Linked DNA regions of Mus musculus: region 1 is linked to region 2. Evidence: chromatin loops called from intact Hi-C (ENCODE). Cell type or tissue: gastrocnemius. All regions are shown on one strand. Each heading gives the region's core, and the rest is flanking DNA. Links, peaks and the distances in the headings are about the cores only.

What was found. Peaks named below come from ENCODE experiments on the same cell type or tissue, not always from the same donor. Only the 100,000 strongest peaks of a DNase experiment are listed, where the experiment ranks them.
Region 1: a loop joins it to region 2, with 1.9 times the contacts of the local background. A loop is called at or near these places in 4 of 42 quality-filtered maps.

The regions. Positions count from the first base shown.
Region 1 is chr2:76,401,075-76,410,778 of GRCm38, forward strand. It overlaps Osbpl6 (oxysterol binding protein-like 6), which reads left to right and starts at 5,434. Exons shown (of 27, transcript NM_001290733.1): 1 at 5,434-5,615. In gastrocnemius, for the core only: a CTCF peak has its summit at 5,460; DNase peaks (open chromatin) are centred at 4,915, 5,428, 6,028, 8,612 and 1 more place; H3K4me3 peaks cover 2,989 bases; H3K27ac peaks cover 4,005 bases.
Region 2 is chr2:76,519,800-76,529,503 of GRCm38, forward strand. Osbpl6 (oxysterol binding protein-like 6) reads left to right here. Exons shown (of 27, transcript NM_001290733.1): 4 at 4,090-4,345. The coding sequence starts at 4,244. Among named protein-coding and RNA genes, the nearest start is that of Gm52557, 93 kb to the left of the region's middle. In gastrocnemius, for the core only: no CTCF peak of the experiment used is centred there; no DNase peak of the experiment used is centred there.

The DNA of each region.
Region 1 (9,704 bases), core at 1,130-9,129, 120 kb before region 2:
AAAAAAACAAAAACAAAACAAAACAAAAAACAAAACAAAACAAAACAAAACAAAAAGCCTCCAGGGAAGCACGTGGATACATGTGATTGATTTCCTTCAAATATCTCTCTCTCTCTCTCTCTCTCTCTCTCTCTCTCTCTCTCTCTGCTGCACGCCCTTGTGTGTGTGTGTGTGTTTGTGTGTGAAAGCCTAAGGTACAGAACTGTGTAATAGCCACCCTCAGCAGCAGCAGCTAGTGCTACCCGCACAGGAAGTAGAAGGCCCTATGGCTCTTTTCTTAACCTCACCTAGTGAATAATATAATTGCTATTGGAATTTGGGGGTTCCTATCTGGATCATCAGATGATATGAAGGAAACTTGGGTCCCCTCTTAGGGTCCTTGGTCTCATTAATGGGCTCAACTAGATGTTCAGTAACAATTTTATTAGAGTTTAAAAGATATCCCCAGACAGGACAGATGTGACTCTCAGCAGCTCTCTGTAGAATGGAGGAGAGAGATACAGGGTGGGGCAAGCCACATCAGCTGACATAGAGGAGGTGAGTCACATGTCCAACAAGCAGCAATATTGCAGGGAAGGAAGCTTTAGAGAGTTAGGAGGCCCCAAAATATCGGGCAAACCTAAAACATTAAGGAAAGCATGCCTAGAAGAGGGATGGAAAGAAGAAACCATTCAAAAAAGCCAGAAGACTTACAAAGCTGTGGCCAACCAATTAGGTACTGCACGAGGGGTGAAGAGTCTGTGGAGGAAAAGTTAAGTGTCTCATTAGAACACTGGTTATTCCTCCTACCTCTATTGCATGGCTTAAGATCAGTCCTCCTTTGAGTCCCTTAGCCAAAGTGATTGACCTGACTCAGCAGGGATGCCAGTCCTCCATCCAGGCCAGAGATTCTATATACTTGACCAGGGGAGTTTTTCCTTACCCTAATGTAATGAAATTAAGTCTCATTCATAAGTCATTCAAATACCAGTGTCAGCTAATCTATCAGGATATAGCCCACCAGAAAAAAGCAAGGTGGCTACTCCTGTATAGTGCATTGTTATTCTATTTCTCTTTATCATAGTCACCTAGCTGGCCCCACAGCACCTTGATTCCTGGACTAAACAAAAGATCCCTCTGGCTGATCCCACTCATGCTCCTGTAGAGTCTATTTCAACACAGCAGCTAGGGGCGTGGCTTTCAGGCCCTTTGGGATCTGGCCTATTATATATTCCTTCATCCACTGTGCCAGGCACGCTGGTTGGTCTTCCCCTTGCTGGACACGTACCAGGCACGTACATCTACAGTGTAGAGTGGGATGGAAGTGGAGACCTCCAGGTGACCCTCCTCATCTTTGTCATGCCTGTGTTCAATTGTCACCTTCTCGGTGAAGCCCTGGTTCATTATTTTATTTATTGGCTATTTGACAATCCTTTCCCATCCCTGTTAATATGCTTTACATCCTGTATCACCTATGAGTTTCTGGTATATAGTTTATTCATCTGTTGAGTAGGTTGCTTGTTCTCTCACTCTGTTAGAAGGTAAACTCCATCAGGGCAAAAGGGCTTTTTTTTTTTTTTTGCTTGCTTGCTTACAATAGCTCAGTCCCAAGAACAGTGACTAATGCAGGCCAGTCGTCATTCGAATGTATTTACTGAATTAAATAAAGGAACAAATAGCTACCACTCTCTCCTGCCTCCAGCAGGACAAGTTGATCTGTTTGTGTAAACTCAATTCTTTATCCTTTTTGAAACTGAGTGAAGGCTGTCTGAACAGAAGGTTCACTCTGAAATGGAGACAGTGGTATTGTCTGGTCTGGATCGGCAAACCACTCGGGGAGATGATGAGAATGTGGGTGTGAAGGACGTAGGGCAGACTCCCAGGTTTGACTTCTCAAGAACTCAGGTTCTTGACGACAGTCTTCTTGGGAAGAGTGGCTTCAATAGTCTATGAGATTGGGGGGAAGCTTTACATCAATTTCGGGATGAGGGCTCTATGAATACGTGCAAAGCCACCACCACATCTGCCAAGCAGGCTGTAAGGAAGGCGAGAGAAAGACTCTTCTCACCTGAACACGCTAGGGAACAGGGCAGCCTTCCTCGAAGAACTCAGTGTCTCAAGAGGATGCCCTTCCCTTTTCTGACTCTGCTCCTTGATATTGAAATTCACGAGCTTGGTTCTTGGGGGCTGGAGATATGGATCAGCAGTGAGGAGTGTGCACTGCTCTTGCAGAGGACCTGAACTCTGTTCCTGCACCCACATTATGGTGTCTTAAAATTGCTTATAACTCTAGCTTCCTGGGGATCTGATACCTCTGGCCTCAGTAGGCACCTGCACTCACAGGCACATTCACACACACACACACACACACACACACACACACACTCAGAGAGAGAGAGAGAGAGAGAGAAATACACACAGACACACAGAGATACACACAGAGAGAGAGAGAGAACACATCTTTTTAAAATTACATATATTTGGTTTTTTTCCCAAAAGGGTTCCCCCCGGGGGTTGTGTGCATGCATGGCCACCAGGTGTGGGTGTGTAGATCAGAGACCAACTTGTAGATATTCGTCTTTTTCTTACTACGTGGGTCTCAGGGAACAATTCAGGTCATCGGGCTTGGTAGCAAATCTCTTTACCCACCTCTTACTAGCCCTGATAAATCCGTTGCAGAGTGTAAAGTCTCTTAACTTAAAAATGAGAAACTCAGGATTCTTCCAATAACAGTTAGAGCCCCGCCCCTTCTCTTTGCTTCTCAGCAGCTATTTGCCACACCTGCTCCCTGTGTGCCTGTCCTGCCTCAGATGGAGGCAGCCCAGCTCAGGGTACAGGTCCTTGTAAACAGGGTTCTTTGGGAATTCAGAACCAATGGGGGCGTCTGTAATAGGGAATTTGTCATAAGGAGTCATCTTTGCATTTGTTAGAGGAGATGAAGAAGTTTTGAAGAGGGAGGGGAAGGACGGGAGACCAGCCTTGACACAGGTAAGGGAGTCCAAACTAACTGGGAAGCACACACACACACACAGACACACAGACACACAGACACACAGACACACACACACAGACACACACACACACACACACACACACACACACACACACACACACATACACCCTTCTGTTATAGAGGGACTGCTGACAGGGCTGCTCTGTTACTTTGTTCCTCACACACCAGGCAACTCTATACTGTTGCCCTTACTGGCAGATATAGACTTGTGAACAGACAGGAAAGGAGATTCAAGGAAGTACAGTTCTCAGCATCACCAAGTAGTCCGAAGAACAATCCAGCCCAAACATTTTGATGACAAGCTGCGGGAGTTCTTTCTCTGGTGTATTCCGAAGGGCCAGATAACTCACTAGTCAAACATCTGGTCTGTCTCTCAGCTTGCCTTTCCCTTCACCACTTCTCCATACAGGATGCCTTGGGACTGCATCTTTCAGTGAAGCACTAGCAAGCATTTCAGCCTTTTAAGTAAACTCAGCCAAAATAGCACCCGATAGAAACCTGCAATGAAAGCAGAGGTGTGAGCACGTGTGAGCAGATTAATTGATGGTGGGACTATGGTTATTCAAATGCGGCTCAGTTCATTTGCATGTAATGGAATTATAGGATTAATAGCACTGGTCATTTAAGAGCCTCCTTATCTTTCTTCACAGAAAAAGTCCCTCTCTGAGACAAATAAAAGGGATGGATTACAGAAGCAGAGATCCTTTTAGCTAACATCTGACTTGTGACTTATGCTTTCACAAGAATATACATGTAAAGAAAACTCTGCTGCCCCCCTGGCACTTTTCAGAGCAATAAAAACACTGCTATAGCTGGAGAACAAGGAAAAGCCCGTTACTCCGACTTACACATCTCTGCCAGGGTGAGTTTTCTAAATATTGTGATACACAGCCAGAGTGGTGAAACTGTCTTTGCTATGCAGCTCTATACACACACCCAGCTCTCTTTAATCCACCCATTTGTCCCAGATATCCACCCACCATTACATCTTCGTTAGACCATTTGTCTGTAAGACAGGCAGGAGGAGATGTTTCCCTCTGATGTACAAAATCTGTCTTCCAAATAATGCTATGGAAGAGAATAGCAAGCATACATGCTTTCTTACAATAAATTGTGAGGTGTGGGTCTGGGTAGTTCCTATATCCCTGGGTAGTTTATGATTCTGCTAATAGGGGTTATGTGAAAAATTTTGAGAGGACCTTTTTTAGATAAAGACTAAGAGTTCTCTGGTCTCCTTTCACTGTCTGGTATTTTTCACGTATGCCTACTTTTGTGTGTGAAAGCTGTTTTAGTAGTTGCCGCCACACTGGGACCCAGATGGAAAAGGAGCTATAACAGAGTGAAGTTGAGCGACATAATGGCTCCCTTGTAGAGACTGTTTCCACAGGGAGGAAACTGGGGTGAGACTGCCATGTGTCACAAGGTCTAGCATTTGTTATTTTAAGATGATCCTTATTCAAGATGGAAGAAGTTAATCCCACATGTAAGAAGGAGACTCAAGAGAAATGATATGTAGGCAAGAATGCTCAGAGCTATGTCAGAGCACACCAGCATTGTATCAGCACTGACAACTGGGAAATGCCATGAGGACTATCTCAGTAGGCGGCAGATCATCAGATTTTAAAGGAACCCCTTCCTCCACCCAATTCAAAACAGCTAGAGCGCTCCAAGAGTCCCTGTTTGGCCCAGTTCTCTAGATTTGTCCCCTTGAAGTTGTTGATGACAGAGACGTCTTGATACAGGGACATTCTTCAGTTATCCCTTTACAGAAGAAACGTCTGTGCAAATATTTAAAGTACCCCCCTCCCTCCGTGCAAATTTGCCTTTAGATCAATCTGGTCTTGGACGCATGCCAGGAATAGCTTTAGCATGGAAGTTGCTGGGTGGGAAGGGTGTAAGGAAGCTGCGTGGACACTGCGGGGCTTTGCCAGGGACTTTAAAGCCATTGGTCCTTCCTTCCACACAGTCCAAGTGTCTCTCCCGGACTGAGAGTTCGCAGGGCAGAAAGCCTAAACATATTGTTTATTTATTGAATGAGGCCTCCGAAGGGCGCCGAGGGCCAGGGGCTTGGTCTCGCAGAGCGGAGGCCACCAGGCTGCAGTTCTCCGGTGAAGCCCTCTCCCACCGCTCCATGGCCGGAGCGCTGCAGTCATTCCCGGCCTCTTTTTTCCAGCCCAGCGCTCCCGCCGCTGCAGGACTGGACACGCGGGGGGCCTATCTCTCCCGGGCAGGGTCTTTCGGATGACTGATCTTGGTACCCCACGGATTCCCGTGGACGCCAGGCAGGGACCAGATGGGCGCTGGATCCCGCACGAAGGGGGCGCGGTGGGAGCAGAGCGGGACACCATGGAGCCCGCGGGAACGATCGGGGCTGGCGGGTGTTCCGGAGCCGGGGGCGGGGAGCCCGGAGCGCCGCCCCGCCAGCGCGCCCCGCCCGTGGGAGAGGAGGGGCTGCGGCGCGGAGGACCACTGGAGGCGCCGCGCGGCCGCCGCTGTCCGCGCTGGAGACCACAGCTCGGCACAGGCGGCGCCCGTCCTCCGCGCCTCCGGAGCCTCCTCCAGCCTGCGCGCCGGGCAGATAGCACGGGCCATCTCCCACCGCGACCTACCGCTCGCCCTGCAGGTAAGTGTCTCTCCGCCGCGGGGTGGATACGCGGTGCTTGCCGCGCGGCCCGGGGGCATTGTGCGCGTCCAGAGGGCCGAGGACCCTGGCGATACCCGAGTGGGCAGCCGCAGCCCCAGGCCCCCAAGGCATCGCTGTCTCCAGAGGCACCCCAGCTGGGTAGCGCGGAAGCGAGGATGGCCAAATCGGTCCCCGGTGCGGTCAGAGTGGGAGGGGGTACCGGTGTCACGGTCCCCGCTCACCGCCCGCCTTCCCTTCCCGCGGCTGCCGGGGAATCCGGCTTCCTTTTACACGCATTCCCCTCTGCCCCCCTTCTCCGCCCCCCGCGGCAGTTCTTCATCCCCGATGCCCGCACCCCAGGGCCGACTGGTTGGGAATGGAAGTCGGGGCCGGGAGGACTGATGTAATTGTCAGCGGAGAACCGAACCGGTGCGGGTGAGAGCGCCCGCGCCTACGAGAGCTGACGCCTACGCTGCACCTTTCAGGGAATCCGGGAGCCGCGGGCAGTGGCCGGGCAAGTTGTGCATCGGGTTTGGTTGTGCGCGTGCACTGCGGACTGTCCTCGCGAGCACTCCTTGCTACCCCCGGCTGGCGTCCCTGCAGCCCTCCCTGCAGCCTGCGTCCACGCTCATCGCCCGAGCTCCCTTCTCCGGTTCAGACCGGGACAGGGTTTGCATTGCAGTCAGGACGTGCTTCCCCTGCGTCGAGCTTGGAGCTGCCCGCAGATCGAGTCGCCGGGGACGCTGGGGGAGGAGGGATGGGAAACCTGGGGAGGAAGCTGCGGAGAACGAATGACACCCGCAGATTTCTAAAAGCCTCTACCGTTTGCAGACGCACCGTAAGCCACGTCTTAAGCTGCTTTTAAAAGTTATGACCAGATACTGATTCTGTGACGATTCTGTGATCTACCTGAAAGGTTGGTGAAACTAGAGACCTAAAAGCTGGGGAAAGCATTACATAATGGACATGAAGCAAATGACTGAAACTAAACGGAACACCGGGTTGCCAAATTGTTTCTCGCTTCTGGACAGAAAGTCCTATAAGGCTTTTTTAAAAAAAGAATTTCCAGTTTGGAGTCCTTCGGCAAGATTTAATAAGTCATATATTCGATTGCAATTTCTCCTAACAAAATAATATTTTGAACATATTTTCTTATATTAAAATACATACTAATTAATAGTTATGTCACAGACTTAAGAAATGTATACTTCAAAGGAAAATTAAATCTTCCATCTTAAAACTATTCAACTTTGTTTTCCTCCTTTTAAGTTTTTGCATACATATCTATATATTCCTTCTCCACCCCCACCCCATTTGCTTTGGTAGCATTTCTACAGTTTTGAGTACTGTGAGTTTGTGATGCTGATATTCCTATCTAGGGCTTGCTACAGCATTGCAGGTACAAAGACTCATAATAAATGAATCAGAAGACCTAGCAGTAACTCTGGGAGCGAGCAGGTTCCCAAGGTCGAAGGGAAGATGCTGTGTAACTCGGCTATAATCACCTACAGAGAATGTGCATGCCTCATTGGGTTACAAGGAAGGCCCTGATTGGTGGAATATTACTCCTGTTATTGGCTTCCTCATTTAATATATCTTACCCAAAATATCTTTTAAGTTAATAGGATATTTCGAAATTAAAAACCTTTGCTTTTACCAACCTTAAAAATTCTTGGTTTTGTCCAGATTTTCAGTTGTTATGTCAATGATAATTATACATTCAGTGGAAGGATTGCTTTGGGGCAGACTTCTGTTTCAAATTGTAATGATTTATCAGATGTCTCTTGGTTCTAGTATGTTGAAGTTCTGTTTCACAGAGCTGTAGTTCTAATTTCAGAGGATCATGAATAGATGCTGTCGTTTCTCTACTTTTATTTAACCTCAAGTGAGTTTTACTTGTATTTAAGTTAACTTTGGTAAGAAACACAGAGTCCTTCCAAGATTAAATGTTCTTTTGGGTGAGAGGTCTGTAGTGGCCCTATAGATGGATTATGTAAATTATAAGTAGACAAAAGCTTCATGTGATCTCTCATGAAGTCAAGAAGACTACAGAGGTTTCCTTTTATTACAATACTTGGCTAACTAGCAGTCTGAGATCATTCAGTTGGTAATTCCTCATTAAGTTCCTACTTTGTTGAAGACACTAGTCTAGGTTCTGTGGGAGATGTGGAATGTGCCAGCCCTTGTAAGGTTATAACTGCTTTAAGAAAGACAAGGTATAAATTGTTGAAAGCAGGAAAAATTTTTGTTTACTGTAAAAGTTAAGTCATATTTATACTTTAAAAATCTTAGCTGGGCCTCGGTGGCGCATGCCTTTAATCCCAGCACTTGGGAGGCAGAGGCAGGTAGATTTCTGAGTTTGAGGCCAGCCTGGTCTACAAAGTGAGTTCCAGGACAGCCAGGGCTATACAGAGAAACCCTGTCTGGGGGGGAGGGGAGCCAAAACAAAAAATCCTAACCCCCCCCCAAAAAAACCCAAAAAGAAAACCCCAAAACAAATAAAAATCTTAGAGTAAAAAGTTTACCACTATCCCTTTGTTCCTGTGTTTTTTTTAAGTTCCCTTACTCATCACTGTATCCTCATGTTGTATGTAGCAGTAGCTAATTGACTTCTATTGCTGTACAATATTCCATCTGTGTCCTCAAACAGTGTTTCTCTGTTCTCAGCCGCAGCCACTTCCTTTTGAAAAAAAAAAATCGCAAAAATATTTCCTTAGGCACAGGTGTAAACATTTCTCCCGGTGCAGATACCAAGGGATCGAATTGCTGGACTGTAGAGTTCTGTGAGTGTTTGAGTTACTAAATATTGCCACATTGTGTCTTCTAAGACTGTTGTCTTAGTTTACTCAGGGGAGCCAAGGAAACAAGCTGACACAGATAAGCAACTACAAAAGCAAACATTTTTTTAAACATACATGTTCTAAAATACACTTTTTATTTTTATTGTTTTAAGAAAAGCAGTGTGGTGAGCATGAAGCTTGGGATAGGGCCAGCCAGGTGGCTCGGCAGGTGAAGGCAGTTGCAAACCTGATGACCTGAATTTGATCCCTGGAATCCATATGGTGGTAGGAAAGAACTGGCTCCCACAGGGTGTCTATTGACCTCTCTACTCAAGCTGTGGCATGTATGTCCCCAAATAAATAAATGTTAAAAAAAATGTGCAGTTGTCTTTTAGGTGGATCAGGGAGATGACCACAGGTGGATATAAGTTGCACATAGTGATCTTACATAGGACTGGTGGGTTTTGTATAGATAATTGTTGTATTTTTGAAAAGAAAAACAGTGCATCTTGCAAGGAACCAATGATGGTATTTTAAAATTCTCAGGGAAAGAATGAAAACAAGGTCATTGGAGCTGTCACAAGAGGTGTCATTTGAAGGACAAGAAGCTGCCCCTGTGTAGAAGCATGAATTGCCAAGAGTTGGTGAAGAATGTTGGCAGGAAGCATGGGCAGGGATGGTCATGCTGGGAGGAGGAGGGCTACTTGGAACTGAGGGAATGTATGACCATGGCGGAGGCAGGCACTGGCAATTTCCCAACAGACAAATCACTCCAGATGTCCAGGGGATGATGGGTACAAAGAAGGTAGGAAGAGAGATCCAAGGCAGGAACCCTGGTTATCCGAGAGTTCTCAAGTTTGGAGAAAATGAGGAAGAGTTCATTTTAAATCACTGAGAAGACAAACCAGGGCTTGTGATGTGATCTTAGGTAAGGAAGAGAGGAAAGAGTCTGAGATATCTAAGTGAGGGAACTGGAGAAGCTACAGTGGATTTCAGATGTGAATTACAGAGTTAGTTCCTATCAACTTCTGTTTGAACACATAGGCTTTGGCGCTCCCAGGGGTGGTGAGGATCCTGCACTGAAGGATGGACCCCTGCAATGTATCTCAATGAGTACGGAGACGTCATCAGAGGAGCAGTACAGAAGACTCATCTGTATTGCTTACTTACGGATGGAACATAAACCAATAACATCTTGATTAAGATACAGTAGTGTGTCCATGTGGAAGGCGGCATTGAGCTACAGAGTTGAGGGAGTCCTGGGCTTGCAGGAGAAGGAGAAGGATGGGGTGGATGAGGTGGGAAGAGC
Region 2 (9,704 bases), core at 491-8,490:
CTAAATTCAGTAATTTTGTTGGGGTCTTGTTTTGAGTTATTTTTCTACCTTATTTTCCTGTTAGAGTGTGATCAAATTTTTATGTTTGGAAACATTTTGGCTATCATTCATTTCAGTCATTGCTCAGGATCGTTGTTATCTGTAGATTCAGTTAGATGCTTTGTGTGTTAGCTCCTGCTCACCCTTTAGCTCCAGGACCTTTTGTTGGTTGGTTTGTTTGTTTGTTTGTTTGTCTGTCTGTCTGCAAGAGGATTTCTTCAATTTTGTTTTTCTTTTTTCCTCCCTCCCTCCCTCCCTCCCTTCCTTTTTTCCTTCCTTCTGGCATCTCCCTAACCTTTTGTTCTTCCTGTGTATTTCCTTTTTTTGGTAACCAATTCTAATATCTTTTCTTTTCCTTTTATTGAAAATACTTTTTTCCCTCAGATAATAAATTAACTGGTTCCGGTTTCTCCTCGCCTCTCCCTAACTCCCCTCCCATCCAGGTCCACCCCTCTTCTGTTTCCCATTAGAAAACAAACAGACTTCTAAGGGATAATAATAAAATATAACAAGATAAAATGTGTTTTCTGAAGAACCATGTTGTACTGCATTAGCATCCCTCTAATTACCAAATTCCAATTCTGATGTCATAGCTTCAGGTTCTTAAACTAGGTCAGTCCCGTTGTCCCCAAACCTGCCCTAGCTCTGCCAAAGGCACCGCTTTCCTTACGTTCTGTGAAAACACCTGTGCTCTCCAGCTCCTTCCTTTTACTCTAAATAAAATTTATATTTTCTTATGTGTATGGATTAATTTTCACAGATGTTTGAGACATACACAAAGGAGAGACGAGGGGAGGGGGGACTCTGATTTTATTTTCTTTGTATGCATCCTGACCTTTGCCAATAGATTATTTGTGTCAACTATATTTGGTTCACACTCAAATTCGCCTTTTTCAAATTCATCCTGCTGGGATTGTGTTTGGTTTGAACCTGTGCTGTTTCTGAATTGACTCCGCTTCAACAACGAAAGATAACCCTTGTTAGGATATTTTTATTCTATTTTAACCAAACAGAATGGTAGGAATACTCAGTAATAGCTATTTTAAATCAATAATATATCATCTAAGCATTTCACATTTTCCTTTATTTTTATAACTACTTACATTATTCAGGTCATATTTCCTTCATCTCTCTCAGGGATTTCATACACTGCTCACCTGAGTGGGGCCATTTGACTTCCATTTGAGCAAGGCACTTGAGTGGTAGTGACTGTCATCTATCTACAACACTGCCAAGGCTGTGTGCTCCTCTTTCATGTCTGCTGCTCCTTCAGGGCACAGTGCAGGGATTCTAGGACCCTGCATACCCAGCCTGGAGGATGTATTCACACAGCAGCACTTAGCTCAAGCTAAACCCTTTCCTTTCAAATGCTTTTTTGGCCACATATAATTTATGATTCCTATGAACAACAAGCTCTGCAGGCTCTCCCTGATGTGATTCTTGGGTCATAAATTGTATAAACCTGAATTGTATGTCCCTCCGTGTAAATAAATGCAAATGTCACAGTACTTTACAATGCTTGTGTTCCTACGTATATGAGGGAAAATGAGAGAAAAATGAGGGTTTCTGCTCTCATATTACTGTTATTTTCAGTTATAGTGGTTTTGGGGTTTTTTTTTGCTGAGTATAGTAATTGTGTTGGCGATGCCTTTGGAGTGCATGATCTCGGGCTTATAACATTTTTTTGGCAGTTTCTGCAAATGTGCTTCACTGGAAATAAAATAAATCTTTCTTAGGTTGCTCGGGGTAAATTCTACACTCTAGGAATAAAGAATAGGTAGTTTCAAACTCCAAACAGAACTTAAAAATTCCTTTCGTAATGCATTAAAAATAGAGGAGGTACTCCAACCTTTGATTGATGCCTGGTTGGGATAAGATTTAAAAACCACTCGAGTTTCATATGGGACACCTGACATGCTTTTGTTGGGAGGCGCAGTTTCTGCCCAATTGGAACATTCCGTCCTGAAGAGAGGTTCCTTAAGATCCATGAAGTAAATAAAGCTTACAAGTCTCAGGAAGTTCCTACAACTTCCAAGATTCACTAGGCCGAGGTTATGTCAGCAGTAACGTTGGTGGGGGGAGGAGACTCCCACCAGCCAAGATGCCTGCAAGCCCTACAGGGTGCTGGAGGATCTAGCTTTCCTGGATATCACCCATGATAGGATAGGCATTTCAGTGGTGCAGTTGCTTTGGGTTGATCATTTATTTGCCTGTATGTAGCCCCCCCCCCCGAAATCCATCCTCCTGTCAATAACCCAGTAAACTCAGTTTACTGAGTTTGGTTAACAAAGTTAAACTAAGTTTAACTTTGAGCTATCATAAGTTCCTTATCTGAGGTGAGTTGTTCAGGTATACCAGGAAAAGTCACACAACACCTTTTGTATAAAAACAAAAGAGATTCCAAACTTACAGGTAACAACAACAACAGCAACCTCACAAATGGACCTTGGGATGCATTTAATGTTTGATCCGTTGGTTTCCCTTTCCTTGAATATTTGCATTCACAGTATGGTCAGACTGAGCGTGGCCCTTTCATTGAGAAAAAGTTAGCCTGAAAATGTCATGTTAAGATAAGATATTAGCGTTAGTATTAATGAAGCCAGATAGATAGATAGATAGATAGATAGATAGATAGATAGATAGATAGATAGATAGATAGGTAGATAGGTAGATAGATAGATAGATAGATAGATAGATAGATAGATAGATAGGAAGAGAAGAAGAAAGGAAAGAGGAGGGACCAGGAGAGGTGGGGGAGGGAATGAGGGAGAGTGTGTGTCAGAGACTGACAGAGGGCCTGAAACTTGGATTGAATTTACTTCTGAGTGGATAATAGTTTAATAAGTTGGGCCTTTCAGCCTCATCCCCTGGGGCCACTTGAACACATCACAAAGCCGCCATGCTTTTGGCTCCAGTGTCAGTATCTACTTGTAAAACATCTTGGACTGGAAAACAAAGTACTTTGAGTCGAGGATCTAAATAGCTTCTCACTTTCCTGCTTCCAGGCACCAGGGATTGACTTCAGGGCCTTTATTCACACTTATTAGATTGCCTTCCTTGAACAAATTAGCCGATCATCCATCAGGTGCTGGCTTCTTTAACTGCCTTTTGCCAGTCAAAGATGAAACCTGACCGCTATTTAACAAAAGCACATTTGGCTCTTTGAATTTATGATTTAAAAAGGCTAATTTTGCTTTGAAACCTATTCTTACAATTTGGATGCTAAGCAGTTTGATTTTTTTAAAAAGATTTTTGAAGTTTATTTTTATGTATATGGGTGTTTTACCTGCATGCATGTCTGTGATGTGCATGCCTGGTGCCCTTGCAGGTTAGAAGAGGAAGCTGGATCCCTGAACATGGAGTTATAGGAAGTAAGCCATCATGTTGGTGCAGAGAATTATACGTGGCTTCCCGGGGAGAACAGCTACCGCCCTTAACTGCTCAGCTCTAGCTCAGCTAAGCAGTTTTTATTTTTACTACAATGTCAGGAAATTTAAAATTCCAAGAAAGCATTACAAGTTTCAGTCATTAGAATATCCAGGTTTACAAATTCATAAAAAAAATTCTCTTTATTGTTGGGATTGTTCTTTTTAAGCTAGTAATTAATTGATTGATTTTTTTTTTTTTTGGTGTTCAGATTGAACCCAGAGCCTTGCTCACCCTTGACAAGGGCTCTGCCACTGAGCTACCTGCCCCACCCAAGGGATTGCTGTTTGATTATTGTCTGCAAGTAGGTGATCATTAGAATCCTAATGATCACATTCAAGTTCACATGATTTGTTGGCATAATGTTAGAAATTCAATATGACTATAGGCACCCGCCAAATTCTGTACACATACAAAAATTTCAGAATCCACATATGAATCATTCTATGGATGTACCACCATCAATCATAACCTGTGTCTGCAACCTAGAGGTCTCCGAGCCCCAGACCTGCACTTCCAACTATTCCTTATTCCCTCCATTAATGCAAATTAGTTTCCCCCTAAATAGAGTGATTGCTATTTCTTTTTAAATTACATGAGACTTTCTGTTTGTTCTGTTTTAAGGTGGTTTGGACTCGTCAGCAGTGGCCTGAGTTTTCCTAGTCCAGTCTGATCCGAGGGAGATGGACTAAAGCCACAGATTGTCTGCTTCTCTGTCTGTGAATTGCAAGGAGGATTGGGATGGTCTTCCGTGCACATCCCTAGACTAATTGCAGCAATGAGTTCAGACGAGAAGGGCATATCCCCTGCTCATAAAACATCCACTCCGACCCATAGAAGTGCCTCGTCTTCAACATCTTCTCAGAGGGAAAGCAGACAGGTAGGAGAAGATTTCACTGCTTTTTACCATTTTCTGCCAACAGAGCCCTGTTTGGATGGTGTGGATTGCTGAGTCCGAAAGTTTGTCCTGAAGCGCTTTGTGCCACAGGCCATGCCCTTATTTTGTGTCACTATGCCTGATAGTGAGAAGCTGCTACCCTGGCTTCTCTGTTTTGTTTTGTTTGGGAGGTGGGCTTTTGGAGTGCAGACCACAGCATGGGGCAGGGTTTCTCCGGGACCTGGTGAGACACCGTGGGCTGTGCTGCTCGGGTCTCTCTTCTTCATGGACATGCAAAAACAAAAACAAAAACAAAAAAAAACAAAAACAAAAAACAAAAAAAAAAACCAAAAAACAAAACCCAAGGACCATCAGGAGACTTTCTGTAAGACTAATAGCTCTAGACAAGCCCTAAGCCCTGTGAGGTTGTGTGGAACTTAGTCACTGTCAGACTCAGTAGTTAGGAGGCAGATAAAGCTGGAGTAGCTGAGAACTGCGAGCCACAAGGACGGAACAGTTTTCAAAGGCAGCAGTGGGAGTGAGGTGTCAGAATTTATTTATGGTAGAATACACCTACTGTCTCATTTGATCCAGTCTGTAAAGTTACTGTTGCTGGAAATTACTGCATTCATGTTTTTCGGACCACTCTGCTGTCAGGGTTGTGTGGGGATCTGTCGTATAAATGCTGGCCATTGACAGAACAGCGGTATCTCAGCTAGCACAGATAGGATTAACGGTTTCCCATTACAATATGTCTTTCGGTAGTAATTTGTGGAAATTTACAAGTGCATTGTCAACGTTTTATGGGAATTTTCCTTTGTGAGTTTCACTTAGTGAAGAGGTCTGGCAGTATCCGTCACTTCTCTGCTCCTCTCCCATTTTAGATATTCAAAGTGTATTGCCTAATTTAAAGAAATGTATTTATCAGTTATTTTTTTTTCCTTTCATTTTTTGACAGACTATCTCACAGGCTTAGCTGGTCTGGAACTTACTATGCAGCCCAGTCTGGTCTCGAACTGTTAGCTTCCGAGGTTTGCAGTTGTAGGTGTTAGCCATGGTGCCAGGCTGTGAATGAGCTATTAATGGTTCATTGTATATGCGTTTTAAATGGACAGCTCAGATATGGATTCACAGCAGTGGGAATGCATTTCTGTGGGTGCTTTTGAGAGAACCCTCAACCTCAAGCACACCCCTGACACAGCAAGAAATTCCAGGGCAGCCTGTACAACCTGGTGACGTCTTATGTGTATATTTTTCACAGACCCTAATGTAGGTATTTCTAGTACAGGATCTTGGGAATGCTGGTACCTTTGTTACAGTATTCAAAAAGGATACCCATATACTATCTTAGAATTACTTCCGTCATTAACTAAATCTGTGATTGCCTGCTGCTGTACTGTTTAGTGCAGTGCATTTGTAGATTCTCATAGTCTTGGAGTACTGTGAATGAGAATACTTGGTGTTAAATAACTACTGCATGCTTAGATGCCCTCTAAGTTGGTGAGTCCACCCTTCTGCCTCTTTGTTCTCTCCTGTTTAGAGTTCTCCATTTTTTTTCTCTTGCTCTGAGCATTTTAACTGAAAAATTTTAAGTCACATGGCCTTCATGGTTGCTAAGAGGCAGGAAGGGATTGACCTAGCTCACCCTGGAAACCTTTGGTAAATAAAAGACTGTTGACTGCTATAGAAACAGCTGTCAGGCCCTGTAGATCTGCCTGCCGCACTTGCGCTCCTGGCCCTGTATGCAAATGACCAGGGACACAGGAGACCCTGGCCTGGAACCTAAAGGTAGAATGGATGTCGTTTGGTAGACTTGTATATGGCAAGTCCAGAGATGAAAAGAAGGTGTGTGGGTTGATATGAATTTTATACAATAGACACTATACAAATGGCTGCTTTTGTTTGTTTGTTTGGGGACAGGGTACCACTATGTACCACATGCCTTAATCCCAGCATTCTGGAAACTGAGACAGGCAGATCTCTATGAACCTGGTCTACATACTGAGCTCCATGCTAGTATTAGTACTTGCAGGTGCCTACTAATCATTAAGGCGACAGTTTACTTTTGTCCCAGTGATCTCAGCAGGTGGAAACACTCCCAAAGACATTCTTCTCTCCTTGCCTACTGACTGCTATTTTTAAAGGACAGACTGTTTCCCCCTTATCTCAGTCACTACCTAAAACCCAGGATAAATGTAGAGAACTTGGAAGTTTGGCATATGCAGTTATATGGTGTAGTATATGCAGGCATATGGTGTAGTACTTTTTTATATGCATCTATATAGTTAGTACAAGGACCCAGAGAAAGTGTGACAGATTAGTCTTCTTTGGATCTTCTCTTATTTGACAAGCACTTATGCAAATACTGCTGTGTTGCACAGGTCACCTCTGTCGTCTTTCTCCTAGCCGTGTAAGTGAACGATATAGCACGCAGCAGAGAATATCGTAGTACTTTAAGGCACCTTATTTAATGTTGTTCACAGGTTTTAGGTGCAGACTGCTGATGAGCTGGTTAAACATTTTTGCTTAGACGTCCCACTCTCTGACTATGGTGTAAACCAATATGTGTAAACCAGTTTGTTATCAGTGACATGGCACCTATTACATGCCTTTCTCCTCGGCTGCACCCACAGTCTGTAGAATTAACTCTATAGATTGTATTCTTTTTCTAGAATATCATTTCCTTCCCTTCCCACTGCCCGCTCCCGCCTGGACCCTGGTCACATTTGCCAGCCGCTGCAGAGGTCTCTTGCCTCACCAGCACCTTCAGGACCCCATCATTTCAAACTCTCTGAATATGGCAGGGTCATGAAACCCTTCGATGGCTTCTTGTTCCCCACACAGATAAAGCCAGATCTCCTTATAGGTTGGATGTCCAGAGAAGACCATAGTCTGGTGCAGCCCCATTTCATAGCACATACGTGGCCTGCTGTAATTCGGAAATCTGCCCCATCTGTATCTTTCAGTATCTCTGCCTCATCTTCCCCAAGCGGAGTTCTACCCCCACCCACTCCCACCCTCTCATACTTCCTTGGGATCAAAGCCTGGCTCATGTGACAGTCTCACTGGCCATTCAGAATCACTTCCCCTTCTCCTTCACTGACCTTGACACAGAGATTTTTGATAACGTTTGGCGTTGTTTTTATATTGTTTCCTTTGCCGATCTACCTGTTGGTTTACATTGTGCTGTAAACCTTTCTGAGCGGTGTTTTTTTGCAGACCTATGATTGTATTAGTCTCATCTTTTTTATTCCAAATTTTCTATGCCAGATTTATTTGCCTTCCTCTTTCTTCCTCGTGGATAAATAAAACAGAGAACATCTGTGCATAGTAGCACTTGGCTTTCTTTCCTGTCTCTAAGCGATGCAGCACAGCAGATGAAAGACAGGAGGTGTTGGGGGCATAAAGAGACACAGTGTTTGGGCTTTGGCTAAGTGTTTCTAGCTCCAGTGATAGGATCAAGGGTTCACTTAGTCCTTAAGAAGTCTCCAGTTCCTTCTCCACCTGAAGTTCTCCTCCACTCTGTTGCTAGATGCTAGGACACCGAACGCAGTTGCTTGGGTGTGATCTGCCATATCTCACGAGCGTCGCTAAATAAACATGCCACGAGACTTTCAAAAAGATTAACAATGGAGTTTATTAGACAGCTAAAGCTTTCTCATAAGCTAGCGTTCTGCAAATAAAACTTGTCCCTTGAGGTGTATGGAAATAAAGACTTTCTTATTAAGTAAATCGAGAGAAATGCTAAACAAAATTTCCTTGCTGCTGTTTATCAATGAATTAAGATTACTGTTAAGTTCTGAAATAAAGCCTCTAGTTAGTCAGACACGAGGAGAATTTAGTAGATTCCAAAACTTCTTTTTCTAATACTTGGCTATTAAAAAGCATCCGGATTCTTCTTGCATTTATAAACTGAAAGGCAGAGAGCCACTGTGCCCAGGTCCCAAATGGCAACGCTGATCATCTCAGTAGTGGCTTCTAGTTTAGATGGGGGCATTTTCTACCTGATCAGCCAGAGTTTTTATGTGTCAGTTATTTCATTCCGTATTAATTTTTGTTTGTTTGTTTGTTTGTTTGTTTGTTTTGCAACAGAGTTTCCTCTGTGTACCCTGGCTGTCCTGGAACTCATTCTGTAGATCAGGCTGGCCTCGAACTCAGAAATCTGCCTGCCTCTGCCTCACAATTGCTGCACCACTGCCCGGCTTGAGTCATTCCCTCTCTGAGCAGTCTTTCTGCCCTTCTCTACGTGATTGTATCATTCACTGTCCATGGAGCTAGCTTTATTTTTCTCCAAACATGAATCACCATTTGGCGTGTTAGATGTTTGTTCTCTGCTTATCTAGTTATACTTATGCCCTTTTATTCTAGTCTCTGCTCCTGGAGTACAAGTCTCATGAACACAGGATTGCATCCGTTCAGCAGTATCTCCCTGGTACAGTCTTGTGCTTTGGCTATGTTGAGGGTTCATTTAAATGAAGAGTGGAGGGAGGAGTTGGGACGGGAGGAGAGTGTAACTCGAACTCCAGAGGCTTGTGTAGTGTAGGGAACTAATTAGGGGTTGATATGATGGCAGGGAGAGTGTTGGGAGAGCAGGCTAGCCCAAGCGTGGACGAGGGGAGCAGAGAGAACCAGGCTCTTCTGTGGGCCCCCCGAGGATGGGTGTGGGCAGAGCAAGTGGTGGAGGTTTGTGAAGGAAGTGTTCCAGACAGAAGTAGAGTTAGGAGCATCTTGCACAGATGTTCCGAATGTCAGGGGCATGAGAGGTAGCTATTTACAACCAGACCCACAGTTCCCCACCCTCATGCTCATTTACATAATAACCGCACTGTTTATGATTGCATTTGTTTGTTTTCCTTTTTTCTGTTTTTCTTTTTTCTTTGCTTTTTTGCAACGACTTATGCTTATGCATTTTAGAGAATTTTTAAAAAATAATTATGACATGCCCGAGATTACCTAGTAAGGACAGCTTATATAGTTCTTGGAGCAGGCTCAAGAAGGTACCCAATTTAGTGCAAACGGTTATATTTATTTGTACTATGATCAAGACATACCAGAAAATCAGATGACATGGCTGTAAGAGCACAGGGTCAGAGAGTATCAGTTCCACTAATGTTGTCACCTGGGAGTGGACGGCCACAGTGCCCAGTCTTCTCAATCTTCAAGGGAATCAGTCATTTTTGTTTCGTGAACAATCAAAAAATATGCCTTAAATTCTGTAAAATAATACAAATTTAGCTGAAGCTCAGAGGCCATAAATAAGGGGAAATGTAAATCAGTCATAAGTGGTTGATCTCCTTTCCAGTTTTATTTATATTATATTTGTTTATATATACTTATTTTATATTTATATAAATTTTGAATA